2 separate regions of the Homo sapiens genome follow, and region 1 is linked to region 2. Evidence: read pairs that join two places in POLR2A ChIA-PET (ENCODE). Cell type or tissue: GM12878. All regions are shown on one strand. Region 1 overlaps PDE8B (phosphodiesterase 8B). Region 2 has its middle 5.6 kb from the start of PDE8B.

Region 1 (2,500 bases), 54 kb after region 2:
CACCCCGTCTCCACTAAAAGTACAAAAATTAGCTGGGCATGGTGGCAGGTACCTGTAATCCCAGCTACTCAGGAGGCTGAGGCAGGAGAATTGCTTGAACTGGGGAGGCGGAGGTTGTAGTGAGCCGAGATTGCATCACTGCACATCAGCCTGGGTGACAAAAGCGAGACTCCATCTCAAAAAAAAAAAAAAAAAAAAAGGAACCCAGAGCAGACCAGTGTGTTTAGAGCAGAGTGAACTGATGGAGCATGGTCCATTGTAGACCAGGGAGATAGGCAGGGGCAGGGGCTAGATTGCATAAGACCTTGTGAACCATTGTAAGGAGTTTGCAAAAGCACTAAACATGTTTGCTTCATACTGTGGCTTTGATTTAATATTTAATCATTAGCTGTATCTTAGAATTTCTCCACAGCCTAAAACTGAAAACAGTAGGTGACAAAGAACCCCACACTTTAAAAAACAGGCTGGACCTGATAGGATACCATCAGGAAACAGATATGTATTCCTCCCATCCCTTCTTTCAAACCTGTTCTGTCAGATCTGCATCTCTGAATTGTATCTCAGGGATCTATCACAGCTTTTGAGTCTTATTTTCAGTTATTAAAAAGTTCAGTCTGATCTTAATCAAAACTCCCATCTCCCATTATTCAGTTCAGTGCTCCTACGCTTCCTTCAGCTCAGCACTGCCCTTGTCTTGGAAATTGCAACAGGGAAGAGCTAGCTGTGTGGTCTTTGTCTCAGCTCCCTGGCTTTTCCTCCTCCTGTACAGACTGTTGGTTCCTCAGGGTCTGGGCAGGGGCAGTGAGAGGCAAAAAGGGAGAAATTGGTTTTCTGAGGGTCTTCTAACTCTCTCTCTTTAGGTACTGAATACCTTCTCTCATGGAATACTTTGGTGGTTATTTTTCTGTTCCCTGCCTCCAACACACACACACACACAGACACACACACACACACACACCCCCGCCCCCCCCCCACACACACACACGAATGTTTCTGCCTCTTGACAGGGGACTGTGCTCTCCAGCTGACCTGTTTGCATACCCTCCTCTCCTGGTTCCTGCTTTTTGGGTACAGCTCCAGCCTCTTCCTGCTAAAATCCCCTCACTCCGGTGGCAGTCAGCCCTCCTGGGTAGGGTCCCTTCCAGGTAGTTCAAGTCTGCTCCTGTCTTCTAAAGACATTGTCCACTTGGCCCATAGAACAGGTTACAAACCTTTGCCCCACAAGAGATTGGAATGTAAGCTTCTCTCGCTATCTTCTTGCCCTCTCCCTTCAAGGGCAGCTCCAGGCAGCTCCCATCTCTGTGGTACATGCCCCAACTCTCCTAAAAACCCTTCTGCACCTTCTCTGGTGGCAACTTGTGGAGGCCTAGGAGTTTCTTTCCACAACCCAGCAAGAGTTCTGCCTGGGAGGCCAGCCTCTCCTCCAGCAAGCACATTGCTCCCTTGGGTAAGTTCCCTTGCTACTGCCCTCACTTGGAAGGGGAATTTCCTCCCCACTTCTCTACTCTAAGAAGGAGGGGGAACTCTGCAGCAATCCCTACTAAGCCAACAACTCTTTCAAAAGTCCCCTTCACCCAGCAAGTCCCCAGCTTTCTCTTAAAGACACTGAAGATGGGAGGTGAGCTCAGGGTGGTGGGGGTATGTTTCCCACATCCTGGCAAGTTCTTTCTAGATGAGTCTCTATAGTGTGGGATCTTTATTTCAGCTTTCAGCCATTTAATATCCTGTTTCCTGTGGAAAAAAGTTTGACTATAGAAATAAAGCTATCAGCCGGGCGTGTTGGCTCACCTCTGTAATCCCAGCAGTTTGGGAGGCCGAGGTGGGTGGATCATCTGAGGTCAGGAGATCGAGACCAGCCTGGCCAACATGGTGAAACCCCATCTCTACTAAAAATACAAAAAGATTAGGTGGCCATGGTGGCCCATGCCTATAATCCCAGCTACTTGGGAGGCTGAGGCAGGAGAATCGCTTGAACTCGGGAGTTGCAGTGAGCAAACATCACGCCATTGTGCTCCAGCCTGGGCAACAAGAGCAAAACTCCATCACAAAAAAAAAAAAAAAAGAAAAAAAAGAAAAAAAAAAGAAAGAAAGCTATCACACTTAATTGTACTGATGAAATAAAAAACACCAGCTAATTTGGTCATTCAGGATTCTTTTGAAAAGCTCTCATATGGCAGTAGAAATTTAAGACTGCACCATTAAACATATTTTTCAGAAATCAGTTCATCAGTTTACCATTTGGTTGGGAAAGGAGGAGGCCTTTTCCTGTAAGGAGCATTTTAAAAGTGACATTTAAAAATTAGCTACCACGTATGCAAATACTTCTGAAAACTTTTATGTCAAATTTAATGATTTGATCAATTAGGAAATAGCAAATATATCCATAGACATCAGTTGCATAGACTTGAATTTCACAATTAAAAAGTGAGTATATCCTTGGGTATTTTACTGATAATTTTCACTGTGGCTCATTTTTTTTTTTTTTTTTTTTTTGGAGACA
Region 2 (2,500 bases):
CAGTAAGCATTTACTGAATGAATGGATGAATTTAGCATCATATTAGTGTAATGACATCTTCTGGAATGGATGATATGCCTAGCAAGGTGTGCATGCAGGCAGGAGAGGGCCTGCTTAGAAACCTGAACTTTAAAAAATTGCCCATGAGACATTTAGGAAAGCTCACACTCATTTAGAAACAGATGTGCCTTGTGCCTTGCTTTATAGATTGTAAATGTTAAAAAAAAATTGGTATGAATTAATAATTTGTACCCTTAGTTTTTTTTTTTTTTTTTTTTGTACCTTGACTAAGAATACCTAAAAACCTCAAAGTGCTATGTGAGAGTATTCATGGAGGCTGGGCGCAGTGGCTCATGCCTGTAATCCCAGCACTTTAGGAGGCTGAGGCAGGCAGAGCACCTGAGGTCAGGAGTTCAAGAACAGCCTGGTCAACATGGTTAAACCCATCTCTACTAAAAATATAAAAAAATTAGCCAGGTGTGGTGGCATGCACCTGTATTCCCAGCTATTTGGGAGGCTGAGGCGGGAGAATCACTTGAACCTGGGAGGCGGAGGTTGCAGTGAGCCGAGATCGCACCACTGTACTCAAGCCTGGGTGACAGAATGAGACTCTGTCTCAAAAAAAAAAAAAAAAGTATTCATGTTAATCATTTGGCAAACAACAATATTTTTTGCAAGACAATGGATTTGTTTTCTAAATCTAGATTTTCACACAGAATGTTTCCTTAAGGGCGGTAGAACCTACAGTGACTTCCATTAAATAGAGAAGTTGTTTCAGAGTCTTCCACCTTCATTTCTTTTTTCTTCTTCCAGTGTTATCATCCCTGCCTAAGGAGACACTGTCTAGTTACCCTGTCTGCTCACTGCCTTCTGGTGCCACCAAGTTTAGTTCTGCCTCTGTGCCTTTGTTCATGCTGTTCCTGTGATTGAAAAGTTCTTGTTGAGGCCCAACTGAGATGCCGCCTTCTTCCCTTCCCAATGACCATAACTACTATAAAAGAATTGACAATACCACTCATCTTTGTTCTGGCCCCTTGACACTCATGGATTGTACTATATTTTCATGTGTAAGTCCTGTCTGCCTGATTGCTCTGTAAGTTCCTTTGGAGTAGGACTGCACCTTGTGTTTCATTTCTATATCCTTTTATGTCTGATGCTTTTGTGAAATATATTTGTAAGACTTTAGGAAATGAATGTTCCATCTCTCCTAGCCTGATTATTGGGGTCCAAAGTTCTGGAGGTGAGTAGCATTCTGGAGTCTCTCTGCAGGGCTAATCCAGCCCCTCCCTGTGGGGTGCTTGTTAACAGGAAGGACAGATCACTTTTGTACTATGCAGACTCAGGACCCAGCACTCGGTGGCCTCCAAGTTTCATGATGTTGACCTAAGGAAGTCAGATGTTGGCTGACTCTCCTCCTACACATTCTCTGTTTGCATTTTCTACAACTGGCAAGAGAAAACCGTTCTATGGGCCAAATCCTCTCCTTAGTTTCACTTGGCCTATGGCAAAAGGTCCAAGAAGTGATGCACCTATAGTTTAAAATACAACTTATTTTTACTGTCTTGAAAGAGCTGTCTCCGTAAACTCACTTGGTAGGACTATTTCACCATGAAAGTGGCTTCCCATGGCTTTCTTTGTCTCTCTTTCTTTTTTCCTCTCTGGGTGTCTGGTTCTGTGAGGTTTCCTTTACAAATGTGTAGGCATTCGTTTCTCTGTCTCCACCTATCTCTGATTCTCTCCCTTTTAAATTTATTTTCCATCTTTTACCTTCTGTCCAAAGGAAAAAAAAATCAATGGAAATCCATAAAAGGAAATAGAGTTACCTAAATACTTTTTGTGGAGAGAATTAGGAAATATTACACTTACTCATTTACATGGTTTTTATGCACTGAAACTGTTTTTCAGAAAAATAAATTTGTCGTTTCTTGTCTACACCACTTTATACTCACTTATGAACCTCAAGATATGTTCATACATTGTCTATATTTGTAATCAATCTATGTACGTATCTATTTTTAACCTAACATTGTTTTGTTAGGTTTTATATTACTATAAATAGTAATATTTATATGTGATTTGTTGAGCCATTCCCTAAGTGTTTGATGGTTGAATTATCTCTAGTTTCATTATTGTAGACAACATTGCTACCAACAACTTTGTACAAATTATTATATTTTATTATTCTGGCTTTTTCTGATGTACATTACCAAAAGACTACCATGATGTAATCAAAGGCATTCACTGACTTTAAAAACTAAAAACACAGAGCATAAAACTCTATTAAAAACAAACAAATAAAATAACCCCTTCCATTTTGGGTAATAACAGTTAAGAGAAAGGCAAAAGACAAAGAAATGGGAGAAAATTATTCATTCATAAATTCAACAAATATTTGAGCACCTACCATGTCCTAGGCACTGTTCCAAAAGTATGGGATCCATCAGTGAATAAGAAGCCCCCAAACCCCTGCCTTTGTAGAGCCAATATTCTAGTGGGAGAA

The links. ChIA-PET counts read pairs that join two places held together with the same protein. Peaks named below come from ENCODE experiments on the same cell type or tissue, not always from the same donor. Only the 100,000 strongest peaks of a DNase experiment are listed, where the experiment ranks them.
Region 1: POLR2A ChIA-PET joins it to region 2 with 7 read pairs; 1 of 35 experiments calls an interaction of 5 or more read pairs at or near these places.

Annotation. Positions count from the first base shown.
Region 1 is chr5:77,258,112-77,260,611 of GRCh38, forward strand. All of the region lies in intron 1 of PDE8B (phosphodiesterase 8B), which reads left to right. Among named protein-coding and RNA genes, the nearest start is that of PDE8B, 49 kb to the left of the region's middle. In GM12878, no CTCF peak of the experiment used is centred here; a DNase peak (open chromatin) is centred at 1,560.
Region 2 is chr5:77,203,793-77,206,292 of GRCh38, forward strand. It overlaps a transcript of PDE8B not described here. Among named protein-coding and RNA genes, the nearest start is that of PDE8B, 5.6 kb to the right of the region's middle. In GM12878, no CTCF peak of the experiment used is centred here; a DNase peak (open chromatin) is centred at 1,363.